2 separate regions of the Mus musculus genome follow, and region 2 is linked to region 1. The links are chromatin contacts, found by Hi-C in ENCODE. All regions are on one chromosome and are shown on one strand. The core of a region is the stretch at or near the end of the contact, and the rest is flanking DNA. Distances in the headings are between cores, read along the strand shown.

Region 1 (7,786 bases), core at 3,460-5,959:
TGTCAAGGAGGTAGTGGCCTCATCTTGGCTGGCGTCCTCACCTCTAGGAACCAGGTTCCAGCATTGAGTCTCTGCAGTTCAGCCCAGGAGAAGTCACTGCTGTGGGCTGAGATTCGCTCTGGAAACACAGAGGCTACATTGGTAGTCCTGCTCAGTCGCTCATCATGCATGAGAAAGGGGACTCCGTCAGAGCTGTGGGCACAAGAAGTGTCAGGGGACAAAGCTCTGGAGCTGACATCTTTTCCCGAGTGTCCCCACTGTGTCCCCCAGCCCACCAACCCCCTAGGTCCCACCCTCCATCACCTGACCATCACATCTGTCTCAAACACAGCCGCTCCACATTCAGCTGTCTTCCTCAGGGACATCAGGGTATTCTCAGGGGCCAGCTGTGAAAGGGAGGTGGTGAGAAGGTAGCAGGGAAGGGCGGGGCTGGGAACCTCAGACCTGGTCCTGAAGCCTAGAGGAGCAAATTCATTTTCACTTGTCTAGATTTCTGCCCACCACTTACCATGGGGGCCCCTCGGTGTCCCACCAGCCCAGGCTTGGGGGGTAAATCTCTGAGTTTCATGATGCAGGGGGAAGAGATGAACAGCAGCGGCATCAGGTAGATGACCAGAGTGACTCCAAAAAATAGCAACAGTAGCAGAACCTTGGGGCCTGTAGAAAGTGGAGGACAAGCTTAGGGGAAAGGCAACAGGTAAGGTGGAGCTCTACGGGCAGAGGGCAGAGCTCAGGTACAGGAAACTGGGGGTGGGGTGGGGTGGGTGGCAGAGACACTGGTGTCCAGTGAGAGTGAATGTGGGCTGATGTTGGCACCTCTTGGGTGGATGCGGTAGAAGGTATCAGCCACAGGCCAGGCCAACAAGGTGATTCCAGCAACTGCTCCAATGTGAAGGAATGGGGCTGTGGCCTGTGGAAAAGAGCTGGTGAGGAAGGCTCTTCTTCCTATTGTTCTGTGTTGTGCCTCCCCCTTCTCTGCAGTCCAGAGAGATCTGCAGTCTCATAGGACCAGGAGGCAATGTCATGTTCCAGAATAGGCATGGGCCAAGGCTCCCACATAGATAGTGGAGGTCAGCTACTCACCTGCAGTGACAGTCGTAAACTATGCCACTCCTGCCGCCATTGGATATCCAGGCCCACCAGTCCCGCGGCCACTAGAAGTACAATGAGGAGCAGCAGCACCTGGGGCCAGGGACGAATGAATGGGCCTTCCTTGTTAGCCTAGGCTCATGGTGACTGGGGCTACCTCTTCATTCTGTGGACACAGGATTCTTCCCCTTCCTGAACGCATGTACTATGCTTTCACTCAATAAACATGTACTGGATTTCAGGTCCTGATCTTGACCCCAGGGATAGAAAAGCAAATGACCATCAGGGTGCTGGACCCAGCATCCCCTCTCCTCATCACTGCCAATTCACTGTACCTTGTGGAGACTGTGAAGATGCAGAGGCTGTCCACAGAGTTGCAGGAGCAGGCCCAGGAGCTGGGAACAGACAGAAGGGGCACTTAGAAGGCAAGTCCTCTTAGTGGGGATTTGCAGGCTGCCATCTTCTTCCCACCCAAGAATTAGCCTCTTTCCCTTAGTGGCTAGGATGAGAACAAGACAGTAGACCTGAGCAGGAATGAAGGGCTTATGTGGGAGTTAGGCCGGATGTCCCTGGACCAACCAATAGCAAGGATGCATATGTGACCAGGAGAGAGACGACCAGCAGGACTATCAGGGACCAGTCCATCCAGTGTCCCCAATGGCGGAACAGGAATCTGTAGGAGGGTAAAGGAAGATGTTCAAGGGGAGGAGGTGTCTTGGGTAGGGTAAGTTGGGAGTTGAAGTGGCTAGATCCAGGAAACCCATTAGATGGGGGTGAGGGGGAAATGTTTCTTAGAGCCACGGTCTCTAGGGATTGGTGAGTTTTCCTGGAGGAATTTTCTAAGGATGTTGATAGTGCTGGGATACGGGGGCCATGGAGAGCTGGGGATAACTTATAGTGGGGGCTGAGCCCAGGGTAGGATGTAGGTTGGTCGGTAGGTGGAGGAAGGAGGTGGTACATGACACACTCATTGAAGTTGTGCAGATCATTGAGAAGGATGAGCCCGATGTACAGCCATCCCAGGGACAGGAGGAAGGTGAGGAAGAGCAGGCCAAACCAGATACAGTCGCACTGCAAAGGAGCAGGAGAGAAGCTCTCAGCTGATCCCCATTTCATGCTGAGAGGCCCCCAGAATGGCAGCTCAGCTTCCTGCCCTGCACTGAGCTGTTCTTCCAGTATTTGAGGGAGATTTTCTTCCTGGGGGAGAGAAAATCCCTTCCTCCCAGCTGCCTATGAATCCAAGCAGCCTTCTGATTTGTCACCCCCCCATCCCTTCTCCACCTTGCTGGTTTGCATCTTCTGTTTAGGATATTTCCTCCAGTGGCAGCTGTACAGGCAGTGGAGGCAGCGGGCCCAGATGGAGCAGCAGCCGGGGGAATCTGCCATGGTTAAGGCCTGGGGGAAAAGGACATTTGACCATCAGGGACCCACATAGAGGACAGATCTCAGTCTCCCTTTCCATGTATCTGAGGAGCCTGGGGCAGGTAGATAGAAGCCTTCGATGCTGCTCAGCAGGAAGGTTGGCTGTCACAGAGCAGACCCGGAGCTCTGGAGTTCATGAGGTGACAAATTCTAAACCCAGAAAAGAGGAACCGTTTCTGGAGTTGCCCCTTATTTTTGATACCTGGGAGGTCAGTGGCCCAGCCTTTTTGTAGGCGTCATATGTGTACCCACTCTCTCCAGATCCTTCCTATTTAATGACATCCAAAGCTGGCTTTGGAGTGCTTGCCCAGAGTAACTTAGGAGAAATTGCCTCAGGGTGGGGCAAACTCAGTTCGGCAAGTTAAGGCAGATCTGCCTGAGCTTGAGGCAGCCTGGTGCTGTCTTGCACCCCAGAAAGCAGGAGTCAACCTGAAGCTGAGGTTCTCATTCTGACCCCAGGCTGAGAGAGACACAGCCAGTTGACTAGTTGCTATGGATACGGGATTGAACAAACCACAAAGCCCCTGACTAAAAGATTCTCTGTGTCCACTTCTCAGGGGTTAGGGGCACTGTAAAATAGAAGACTTGAGGGGAGCAGGCTGCCTGGATCACTGCCTTCTAAAGGAACCTCATTCCTGTCTGCACAGTCCAGAAAATCCAAGTCTCCCCCCCGCCCCCACAACCTAGCCTTATCATTTCCTTCCCAGACATCATATACAGTCACCCTCCACCCCAAATAGAAACCCAACTCCCACCTTCCCCGTCCCAGAGGCCCCACCCTCTGAGCTATCCTTAAAGTACATTAAGCACACAGGGCAAAGGTGCATGTGTGCGTGTCTGCTTGTGCGTGTCTGTAGCGGGGGGGGGGGGTGGTGGCGGCGGCAGGGGAATTGTTCTGGAGCAGGGTATTCCTGTGCCTTGTGGTTCTCAGTACGGCTGAGACTAAGCAGATCTACAAACCAGACTGGGCTTGTGAGTGTGATTCTACTTGAGAGGGTGTGCAGTTTGCAGCAGGTGAGAAGTCTACTACTGAACTACCAACGTAAGCAATAAGCAGGGTGTGACTGTGGGTCATGTATCAGCAGATGAACATGTGTGTGCACTAGTGGACTTGTGGCTCCCAGTAAAATGGGTTTCAAAATGACTATGTAAAGGAGCCTCTGGATAATCTCTCTCTCTCTCTTTCTCTGCTCTCTCTCCTCTCTCTCTCTCTCTCTCTCCCTCTCTGCTCTCCCTCTTTCTCTCCTCTCTGCTCTCTCTCTCCCTCTCTCCCTCTATGCTCTCCCTCTTTCTCTCCTCTCTGCTCTCTCTCTCTCTTCTCTCTCTCTCTCTCTCTCTCTCTCTCTCTCTCTCTCTCTCTCATCTAACTGTCCTGTACAAAGGAACGGTGTCGCTTTTTCACTCTGTGTGAGAGCTCTTGCAAGAACGCAAGGTGTGTCTGCTCTTAAAGATGCCCCCTTAATAAATTCTCCTTAGGAAAGGAGGGTCCCGTCTAGGTAGTGGAGGGGTGGGAGCTGGGTCCCTTCCCACTATACTGACTGGTCAACCCAAAGAGAGGCCCCTGCTTCTCCCCATCCCGGAACTGGGCTACAGTATCCTGCCCTGAGCACCAATCCACATCCCTTGCTTCGTCTAGGGTCATACCCGGGCACCCCAGATTTCCAGAGTCCTACCTCCCTCAAGAGTTGCCTGGAAGATGGAATCAGGATCTGGCCAGTCTGAAAGACCCGGAGCAGGGAATCTGACAGGGGTGCTGCATAGCCCCCTGGGCTCCATCCCTCCCGGCTTGAGCCGCTCTTTGCTTCCCGGCTCCCCAGCGGTAGCCCCCAGCCTTCCCGAGCCCTCACACCTTTTACACAGTGAGCAAGCAAGCCCGCAGCTCTGCCTCCCAGCTCCTCTCCGAGTTGTCTGCCTCCTCCCTCTTGCAGTCCCTGGCTCAGCCTCACTGGTCAAACAGGTGTCACTGTTGCCACCTACAGGAAGAAGTGTGGGTCCTCTTGGAAGGCCGGGAGAGGCGCTATGGCTCGAGCACAGTCATGGTGGGAAGATGAGCGAGTGAGCTAGCTGGAGAGGAGGTCGGCTTCTTTACTCTCTGGAGCTGGCAGTCAGGGGGCTTGGTGTGAGGAATTCCTTTGTGCAGCCTTCCCCATCCCTCTGTCCCTCCTCCTGTTCCCCTCCCAGTCACTGCCTGAGGGCTTTGTCCTGGCTCTAGGAGGCCAGGACTGAGGGCATAGGAGGGAGGGAAGCTGGGGGAGGTGACCACACAATTTTGCAACTTGGCAGCGAGGAGAAGGGGCCCTGCCAGTCCCCTAGAAACTCTTGAGTGGATAAGGAAGTCTAACCTCAAGCTTCCTAGGAGTACAACTTCCAATCATTAGCTTCCCTTTCCTCTTGGGCTATTTATACTTCTGCAAGTTCCATCGATGTGATGCTATTGAAGTGACTTTATGAACTCTAGGCAGTAAGATGCCCCATTTCTGGACCAGGAGTCCCTGTGGATGTATTCAATAGCCCTCACCGCACCACCCATCAGGTGCTCATTCAGGATATCAGGCTCGCTGTCTTGTTTATCAAGCACTGAATGGCTTCAGGAGTGTATAGTGTATTAGGGTACCAGGCTTTTGGAAGATGAACATGTACAAAAGAAGCAGGTGGCCTAGCAAGCTGTGGTCAGCTTAGTATAAAAAGTACAGGATTGCATGGGAGCTGTGTTGATGGACAGCTCTTGGATTGGGGCTGATGAAGTGACTTGGGGTCTGTGTGTGAGCACTATGGAGGGTGGGAAAGGATGACTCCTTACAGATAAGCTGGCTTCCCCTCCCCCTCCACACACTCAATTTTATCCAGTGAGGGAGACTGGCTCTCTTCTGCCAGGAGCTGGTTCCCTCCCTCTCAGCTTTCCCATTGTATCCAGAGGCTCTATTTGGCAATGACAGAGATTCTCTAACTCTCTCAGAATTAAAATGCAAAGAGGAGCAAGGCTGCTTGCTGGCAGGAAGCCAGGGAGGGCCAGCGGGTCACCTAGTCCTCCACTGGGAGTCATTCTTGGCAGGTTGTTTTTCAATTTCCTTTGCTTGGGTTGTGGTGGATTCTAGAGTCTTGTTTTCTTGTACGTGGGGATGGTTTGAGAGCCTTTTGGGGGTGGTGGGGTGGGGACAGCATTCGATATGCATGGATGAGCCTCAAGGCTTGCAAACTCCCAAAAGGTTTCAAATATAGCCTGTATGAGGTACTGCATGGCTGGCCCCCCTTCTGGCTTCTAACTGGAGACAAGAAATCTGGCATAAGGTAAGGAATAATCCTTGTCCCCCCCCCCCCACTTCCTTTTTAAGGGAGAAAGCAAGGGGGCAGTAGTTTTGTTCTGTAAACGGAAAAGCATTAGTAGGATTGCAGGGCACTAGAAAGAACTATATGGTAAATGTAACTGGCTTCTGTTCCCAGCTCTAATATTCACTGACATTGTAACTCTATATAACCACCTCTTTGTACCACGGTACTATCTCTGTTAGATATTTAATGTTCCCCAAGGGCTTGTGTGTTCACAGCTTGTTCCCTGGCCTGTGGTACAATTTGGGAGGTTGGGGAAAACTTTATAGCGAGGTAGGTTCTCGTGGAGTGTCTGTCTTTTGTATACTGGAGAGTATGCTCTCGAAGGCTGGTGATGGGACCCAGATCCTTCCACTATTTTCTCCCATCCTGCTCCATCGTACTTCTGTCATGATCTAATATGGGTTTCTAAGCATGGCCCAGGGCCTCCAAAACCATGAGCTAAATTAAACACATTCTCCAGTCAACTCCATCTCTCAAGTATTTGCTATTGTATGGTAAAGCAGACACTTGATTTTCTTATATGCAAAGTACAGGCTAAGGACCTTGAACATTTTTTTAAAAAGATTTGTTTACTATGTTGTACTGGCTAGTTTTGTGTCAACTTGACACAGCTGGAGTTATCACAGAGAAAGGAGCTTCAGTTGAGGAAATGCCTCCATGAGATCCATCTGTAAGGCACTTTCTCAATTAGTGATTAAGGGGGAAAGACCCCTTGTGGGTGGGACCATCTCTGGGCTGGTAGTCTTGGTTCTATAACTGAGCAGGCTGGGCAAGCCAGGGGAAGCAAGCCAGTAAGTAACATCCCTCCATGGCCTCTGCATCAGCTCCTGCTTCCTGACCTGCTTGAGTTCCAGTCCTGACTTCCTTGGTGATGAACTGCAGTATGGAAGTATAGGCCGAATAAACCCTTTCTGCCCCAACTTGCTTCTTGGTCATGATGTTTGTGCAGGAATAGAAACCCTGACTAAGACATATGTATACAGTGTTCTAACTACATATATGCCTGTAAGCCAGAAGTGGGCATCAGATCCCATTACGGATGGTCATGAGCCACCATGTGGTTTCTGGGAATTGAACTCAGGACCCCTGGAAGAGTACCCACTGCTCTTAACCGCGGAGCCATGTCTCTAGCCTAAGCATCTTTTTGTTGAGAAGCAAACACAGTTCTGGCAGGCATATGGGGAAGGGGATGCTCACGAAATGTGTAGAAACTAGCTTTGTCAGGGTCCTTCATGCTCCTAAAGCAGCAGTAGGGAGCTGGGTCAGGGTGTAGCTCAGTGATAGAATGTTTGCCTGGCATGTCTGTGAGCCCCTTTGCTCAGTCCCTATCCCTGTAAACAAAACAAACCACCAAACAAAACACTAGGCAGCCTTCCCAGAAAAAGGAAGGATGTGTATTTGTGGGGAAACTGAAATGGATCTCTTTAAGACTTCCCAGGGGATGAAGAAAACATGTTGGAATTTTATTTCTTCCTCTAGCATAGAAGGATCTCCTTCAACTAGTAGATGAACTAAGGTTTATTTATTTTCTTAACATTTTTAAAATGTGACATTCACTTCAGTAACACGTGTGACAGACAGTTGAAGGGTTTGTCAAGTCTGGCGTTGGAATGGAGCAGGAAAGCTCCCTGCCCAATTCATGAGGTGTGGTGAGGGAGTCGAGCCAGGTCTCCATCCTACTCGAGACTCTTCCATTAAGCTGATGTGATCATGAAAGAAGAACATGTCGGCCTTAGTTCCATGAAGAGACAATTCAACTGCTCACAAAGAGTGAGCTAGACTGTACTGGGGACTGGCTCCTCTAGACTTATCAGGCAGGTCAGTTGGTTCTCTCTCCAGTAGAAGGCTCAATGCCTTCTAGAGAAGCAAAGTAGTTGTTTGAAGGCTTAGATAGTAAAGGCCAACACTCAGCCAAGGTCCTCCTCCTTTCAGGGACACTTTTCTC
Region 2 (7,786 bases), core at 3,340-5,839, 38 kb before region 1:
TATCTTCCCTCTCCTCGGCTCTCCCTTCCTCCTTTCCCTCTTCTTCTCCAATATAATGGAAGGGTCATCCTTGTCCCTCATCTCCATCCTGTCCCTTCCACCCACAGCCCTGCTTCCAGGCCATCTCACCCCAGCCTCCCATCCATGGCAGCTGCTCCACCAGGAATGATCTTGGTAATAAAGATGCCAGGGTCATCAGGGACATGAGGGTTGTCGATGCCACCTGCGATACTGAAGCCAAGGCCAGAGTTGCCCTGAAAGGGGGTGGAAGGGCACAGTCATTTCATTCTGAGAGCACACAGGAGGGTTCCATCTCCTTCCATATCCCAGAGTCGGTTCTCCAGATTCCAAGGGAAGGGTGGGGCACATTCATCAGAAACCTAGCAGTTTCTCAGTCTATGTTCACCATTTTGGTGGAGAGGCCTCAGCAAACCAACCCCCACCCCAAGTTTCCAGGCCTCAGTCAACAAGATCAATATTTGTGAGTTGATTGGTAGCTGCAGTGATGTGGCTTCTGAAGGCCCTGTTTCCTCATACCCTCAGTATAGGCTCCCCCGTGAGTCTTGAAATGCTGCTCTAGGCCCTCCCCTCTCCTGGATGTAAACTTTGCCCCCTGTTTCCCAATCTCCCTCCTGGAAAACTTACCCGTTCCAGTACTATCTCCTCATACTTGAACATGCCATCACTGCCATTCACCTAAAAGAAGACAGTAGCACTTCCTTCAGTGTCTTCTGCCCACCTACTCATCTGCCCTCTCATCAGTTTACTCCTTCCCCACTCCCACAAAGATCCCAAGCACACGACAAGGCATCTCTAGATCACAGATGGGGACAGGCTGACCCTGAGCGAGCACATCCCTCCCCTTGTATCCAACCATATCAGTCCAAAACCAGTTGCTTGTTTAGCCCAGATCAACTGTCTGAGACTGAGCCAACCAGTGGTGCACTCACCGATAGGCTGGGCTCCAGGGCCTCGGGGTTCACTAGGAGGGGTGCAGGGCTGGCCTAAGGGGGATGGCAGAGATGGAGCATGGTGGGCAAACTGTACCACACCCAACATCCATAGGAAGCCTGGTGAGGGAACCTCTCCATTTCTGAACAACAGTTCCCCCTGACTTTGGGATCATAGAGTCCCACAATGTCAGATATAGAAAGACAACATATACCACTTTCACATGACAATTGAGGACACTAAGGCCCAGAGTGGTTGTGGGGTGTGCCAAAAGCACACTGGGAGTTAGGATATAGAACTTGTATCTCCAGGTACTCTTTGGACTATAGGAGGTTTCAAGGCCAGTGGTAATTTGGCTGATCATCCCTTCTCCATGTTATTTCCATCAGAGTTATTTCCCGGAAGTCCTATTTTTACACGTCCTTCAAAGGTCCCAGAAATACAAGTTCTCAAATGGACAGGAGTGAAAATCCTAATCCAAATTTTTTTCCAAAGCAACTTTTGATTTGAACCCTTTCTGTGCTCCAGAAGAAAGGGTCAGGGTGGGAACTGGCCAGGAGTCTGAGGACAAATCAGGGTTAGGACAGGACTGGGGTAGACAAAATTTCCCATGACGGGGAACCTGATGACCCATAGACAGTAGGATCAGAATTTGTGATCTTAAGCACACAGTAGCCATGGCAAGACAGGCTAGTAAGGGGTTCAAAAAAAAAAAAAAACACAGGTTGTTTTCAGCAACAAATAGACATTGCCTTCCAGACAGGACATACTTGTGGCCTTTGTTCAAGTGGAAATCTGATTCTGCACAGACAAGTACACCTGCTTCCTCATTCCCACAATCATTTTCAAGACTAAAGGAAGCCCCTTGTCTCCCTCACCAAGTGTCCCAGCACTGATCCACATTTCTCTGGCTGTGTTACACCCTTCTGAAGTTGTGGCCCCAGAAGAGAGCACACAGGGTGAGTGTTCTTCTAACATAGTCTGCTCTGCCTCCCCCTTCCCACCTTCATCCTCTGCAGCACTGGCTTCAAGAGTGCTGACTAGCCTCCCCTCTCTCTCCCCCTTCATGTTCTGTGGTCTTAAGGAGTCAGTGGGGAGGGCTCCAGCTGCAGCCTCACCCTGGTCCCAGGAAGAAAAATCACTGCTTCATCAGAGACCCCCCCCCCCGCAACTAACACAGCCAACTGAAGTGCCATACAACCGTTACAGAGCAAAAGAGAGCCCATGCAGGTACACTCTCTCGTGTACCTAGTGTACCATGTGTGTTCCACATGTGATAAGCCATGCCCACCTAGTTTGGGTGGCACCTGGAGGTTTCAGCTCCCAGTAGTCCACCCTCTAGCTCTGGTCCCACTTCCACTCAGGGACCTTGCCTCTAGGGTCAGGAGCCATCCAAAGATCACCCAACAGGCCCGGCCCTGGAATTGGCACCTATTTCTCACTAGGCAGGCCAAGCATGAGCGTGTGCTTATAAGGGAGGGGCAAAAAAGAGGGGACTCACTGGAGAGGGCAAGGAACCAAGGCTAGGGACATAGGAAGAGGTGTAGACAGACAGACATACAGAATGGATAATTCTGATCTCCAAGAAGCCCCCTCTTTTGCTTCTAGGTAAAAGCACATCCTATTCTCCGAAGAGGACAGGGGTGACCAGATGGTCACCAGCTTGGGACAGTCAGCACCTTCCATAGAGAGCAAAGCCTCTCCTCCTCTCTTTCCACCCTGGGGGTTGCAGAACTGAAGAACTAGACAGGCCCTCCGCCATGCGTGCCAGAGACCTGGCTCTGCTGGCCCAGCCTCCATTTTGCTGTTTCTCCCACAGACGCTCCTTCCATTTTCTAAGCTGGCAGTTCAGGCTGGGAGTGGAAGCCGGAGTTGTGCCCAGCACCCAGGGGCTCCCAAGCTGTGCCAAATCAGAGCTGGGGAGCTAAGCTCTCTCACATCTGTGGGTACCCATAAGGGCCATGTCCCACTCAGAGAAGACCCTGCATTAGGGCAGCTACCCTTTGCCTGGTTCCAGGCAATATGCCTGCTTTGGAGCAAGAAGGCTTGTTTAACACCCCCTGCCCCCCAACCCCCCGCAGCACACACTTCAGAGCAGCTTGGACAAAAGAGTCTGTCCTTCTCAGCAGCATCTCAGCCTTGCTTGGGATGTGTCTTGCCCCCCCCCCTTTTGCCTGTTAAGCGCTTCTCATCAGGGACAACACACACACACACACACACACACACACACACACACGTGTACACTCTTGAAGCCACATGCTTACACACATATACATGGAGACACCCTCGGGCGAACACAGCTATCCCTGCAGCCTCATCGACAGAGACACCTTCACATTCAGAGACACATCCTCACATATCCATGTGCACGTTCACACACAAAGGGACTGGGATGGAGAGGGACTCATGGTATGGAGAGATGACGCTCAGCCATCTGGGCACATGGGTTCTGATACATACATTCACACAAGCTCCATTGCTTTCTTCCACACACCCCAACATACATACAAACACATATGTCCCCCCCACGCAGAGCACCATGCCCCCTCCTCCCCTCCTATGGAGACACACACCACATACAACCCCCGCAGAACCTCCCGCCCCCTGCCAGACACAGAGACACTGCCACCCCCCCGCCCTGCACTGAGACAAACCCAAATCCCCCACACTAGAAAAATGTGCCCCTCCGCCATACCATCACCCCCTGATACAAACAGCTCCTCCCAATCCCCTCCAAACGGAGACCCCCTAAACAGACACACATAGAAGATGTATTTTCAACAGTCTCTCTTTGGTCAGCTGCTAAAGGCTCAGATCCATAGACTTGGAGCCCCAGCAACCTCTACTGCTCCCCAGACTTCCTAGACCCCAATCCCTAGTCCTTTGGGTTGTCCCACCAGCCTCCCCTCCTCCTCATCTGCCGGTCCTTACCTGCTCATACCAGTCCCGGTTGGTACAGGTGCACTCGGGCCACCAGCCGGGGCCACTGCCGTTGAGTTTTGGGGTGCTCTTGCCGGGGACTGGCTTAGGGGGCACTGGCCCCACATCTCGGCCTGTGGGGATGAGCTTGGCCTTGGTGCGAGGGGTGGGGGTAGCCCCTGCCTGTGAAGGCAGGGTCTGCGAGCTGTAGCCTCCATAACCGGAGCTAGCCCCATTGCCCCCACTTGGCCCATAGGGGTCCGGCACCTGCCAGTCCCCGTAGCCAGGAGGCTCAAGACGCCGCAGGGCGGCCAGGCGGGTCACCTCATAGCACTCGGGGCACTTACAGCAGTGCTGGTGCTTGTGCATGGCACTGCCCCCCGCGGCTCGGACCCCCCAGCCCACGCCAGTTTCCACGCCGCCGCCGCCGCCGCCGGGCTCCCTAGCACACTCGCACTGCTCAGACCAAGAAGGAGGGGGCACCCGTGGGGGTGCCCTGGCTGAGCGGGGCCTGGGGCCGGGCGGGCGTCCTGGGGCCTCTGCCCCCACGCTGCCCCGCACCCATGGCTCCCCCTCCAGCACTGGCGGCTCCGTGTCGCCCGTTGTGGCTTCTGGGCCGAGGCCCAGCGGCAAAGAAGAATCGGGCGCCCAGGCAAAGGCTAGGTGCGGCGAGAACCTCTTCTGCTCAGGTCCCCAGGATGGATCTGAGTGGAGTCAAGAGCATCTCTCCCTGGCTCCCTTCTCAATTGATTCCAGCCAATCAGAGCGCAGAGTCAGGCAGCGGCAGCGGCAGCAGCAGGAATGCTAAACAGCGGCTTCTTAAAGGAGCAGAAGCAGAGGCGCCCCCCCACCCCCCGGACTCAGACACATCTCCCCTATTCTGTGGAGTTACTGGCAACCCTAGTCTAGGTGGCTGAGATTTGGGCCACTAGAGAGCTGAAGAGTATGATCCTGCGATCCTGTGTTCTCGTGTTGCCAATTTCAGGCTGTCTTCTGCCCGCTCCACCCCGCCCCACTGGCAAGAGGGAGTTGCAGTGAGATGCTCAATGGGTCCCTAAGCTTGCTCTAAGCTAGGGCCATCAGAAGTAAAGGCAGCAATAGAACCGATCAAAGGGGCATCTGGACAGGGTGCGCGAAGTGCTGCCTCCTGCAGGGGACCAAGGAAAAGGGCAGCATCCAGGTCTGTCAGCGCATCCTCATCAGGACCATTGTTCTTTCATTTCCTAGGCCCTGTAATGAGTATCTCTCACAGTCGACCTTTCTTACATCACCAGTGAGAGACTAACCTCAGAACCGGCAACGAGAGAAAACTATTTATGCCTGCCTCCGACACTTCTGCCTCCACTCCATGGTTATGTTAGGGAAAAGAGGCTTGAAATGTTACGAGGAAAGGGAGTTCGGGTACAAGGAAGTGGTAAGAAAAGATCTAAAGTGAAAGAAGCCAATTCTTTGGTTCTGGCACAGCACCCAGGAATCCCGATTGAAGGAGGTCTCCTTGACTTCTCCTCGCTCACGCTGTTGGAAGGTGGGGAAAGGGTAATCATAAGACAGAAAGAATCTTTTTTTTTTTTTGAGACAGAGTGATCATCCTGCCTCAACTACTTGATTGGTGATATTACAGGTGCCACCCAGGCTAGCTTTTTGTTTCTGTCCTTGTTTTATCTTTAGCAGACAATGACTGAATCGTTACAAAGTCTGAGGTGCAAACAAAAGTCTCTATCAAGGCAGTACTAAAGGTACCTCCATTCTACCAATAAGAACTGTAAGCTCAGCGGTGCTAACACAACTAGGTAGCATAACTGAGAGATGAAAGTTCTTGCCATTTGACTGGAACCCATGCTCTAAACTACTCAGATAAGCACTGTGCTCTAAGTTCTGCAGATTTTAGGTCTCCGTTTCATTTAACAGACATTAATTGAGCACTTACCCGGTGTAAAGCCATCACATGGGTGTTGTGAATAGAGACTTGGGCTTAATTCAACAGATGTTCATGCCAAACACTGTTCTAGAATATAGTAATAGAACAATACGATATACAACAAACAGACCCAGTCCCTGAGAGGATGTAGACAAACGTAAGTGCAACAAAGAACAGAAAACCATATAGTTATGGTAACTAGCCATGGTTGTCAACTTCAGTAGAATTAGAATCACCTAGAAGATACGCATTGGGCATATCTGTGAGGGCATTTCAAGTGCGGATGAACAGACCTTCAGTGGGAGTGGCATCTTCCAATGGGTCACCCAGATACAGAGAGGTCTGAGTAAAATGCAGCAAGCCTATGCCTGCTTTCACTTCCTTTACAAAAATTATTTGTAGACTTGTTTCATTTTCTGTGTACTAGTGTTTTACCTGCATGTATGTATTTGAGCCATTTGCGTGCAGTTCTGGCAGAGGCCAGTAGGGCGTGTCAGATCCTCAGATATTGAAGTTACAGATAGTTGTCCCTCAGAACCAAATTTGGGTCTTCTGCAAGAACAACGAGTGCTCTTAGCTACTGAGCCATCCCTTTATTCCCTCTTCTCTTCCTTTTGACTGCACGTATCACTGCTGTTGCCATTATTGGCCGCCACCAGACTTTATCCAAGTGAACTTAACACCAGTGACTTTTCAGTGACTCTCCAGGCTTTTGACACTGGATTGGGTCTGCTGAAATGTCTTTTTTTTTTTTTTTTTGGACTGAGCAGCTACCACATTCCATGCCTTGCCAGTGTACAGACAGCCATTGTTGGACTGCTAGTTTCCCTATCATGTAAGCCAATCCAATAAGCCCACATATAATATGTATACATTCTATTGGTTCTATTCATTTACAGAGACCTGTCTACTGCAGATTTTGGTACTACAAGCAGTTCTAGAGAAAGACGTGATTTCTGCACGTCTCTCATTTGATTACTTATATCGAAAGTTACTAAACATCTTCCCGATGGTATGGAGAGCACTGACAGACAATCCATGGTGTGAACTGTTTAAAGAAATATGCACGAACTTAGGAAATTAGTCTGAACAGGTGAGAGGGTGCGCCAGAGAACCTGACAGCCTCTGGAACAGGCAGAAGCACAGAGGGGCTGAGGCAGCACCCTGTGTGGGCCGGGGACAGCCGGCCACCTTCCGGACCGGAGGACAGGTGCCCGCCCGGCTGGGGAGGCGACCTAAGCCACAGCAGCAGCGGTCGCCATCTTGGTCCGGGACCCGCCGAACTTAGGAAATTAGTCTGAACAGGTGAGAGGGTGCGCCAGAGAACCTGACAGCTTCTGGAACAGGCAGAAGCACAGAGGAGCTGAGGCAGCACCCTGTGTGGGCCGGGGACAGCCGGCCACCTTCCGGACCGGAGGACAGGTGCCCACCCGGCTGGGGAGGCGGCCTAAGCCACAGCAGCAGCGGTCGCCATCTTGGTCCCGGGACTCCAAGGAACTTAGGAATTTAGTCTGCTTAGGTGAGAGTCTGTACCACCTGGGAACTGCCAAAGCAACACAGTGTCTGAGAAAGGTCCTGTTTTGGGCCTTCTTCTTCGGCCAGGAGGAGGTCCAAATACAAGATATCTGCGCACCTTCCCTGTAAGAGAGCTTGCCAGCAGAGAGTGCTCTGAGCACTGAAACTCAGAGGAGAGAATCTGTCTCCCAGGTCTGCTGATAGACGGTAACAGAATCACCAGAAGAACAATCTCTAAACAGAGTCAACTATAACTACTAACTCCAGAGATTACCAGATGGCGAAAGGTAAACGGAGGAATCTTACTAACAGGAACCAAGACCACTCACCATCACCAGAACCCAGCACACCCACTTCGCCCAGTCCAGGGAACCCCAACACACCTGAGAACCTAGACCTAGATTTAAAAGCATATCTCATGATGATGGTAGAGGACATCAAGAAGGACTTTAATAAATCACTTAAAGAAATACAGGAGAACAC

The links. A loop is a pair of places that touch in the nucleus more often than their neighbours do.
Region 2: a map of T-helper 17 cell shows a loop between it and region 1 (2.2-fold over the local background). The contact joins the promoter of Dlg3 here to the promoter of Gdpd2 in region 1. A Hi-C loop is called at or near these places in 3 of 37 maps with a recorded cell type or tissue (T-helper 1 cell, T-helper 17 cell and T-helper 2 cell).

What each region holds. Positions count from the first base shown.
Region 1 is chrX:100,726,770-100,734,555 of GRCm38, reverse strand. Gdpd2 (glycerophosphodiester phosphodiesterase domain containing 2) reads right to left here and starts at 4,709. Exons shown (of 16, transcript NM_023608.4): 1 at 4,361-4,709; 2 at 2,371-2,484; 3 at 2,057-2,160; 4 at 1,669-1,762; 5 at 1,425-1,484; 6 at 1,084-1,182; 7 at 817-910; 8 at 509-657; 9 at 304-386; 10 at 42-192. The coding sequence starts at 2,475. It overlaps Gm52438 (a long non-coding RNA gene), which reads left to right and starts at 5,388. Exons shown (of 3, transcript XR_003953096.1): 1 at 5,388-5,799. Kif4 (kinesin family member 4) reads right to left here. Exons shown (of 30, transcript NM_008446.2): 30 at 7,285-7,786.
Region 2 is chrX:100,764,525-100,772,310 of GRCm38, reverse strand. Dlg3 (discs large MAGUK scaffold protein 3) reads right to left here and starts at 4,589. Exons shown (of 21, transcript NM_016747.4): 1 at 3,883-4,589; 2 at 951-1,004; 3 at 646-696; 4 at 130-254. The coding sequence starts at 4,239.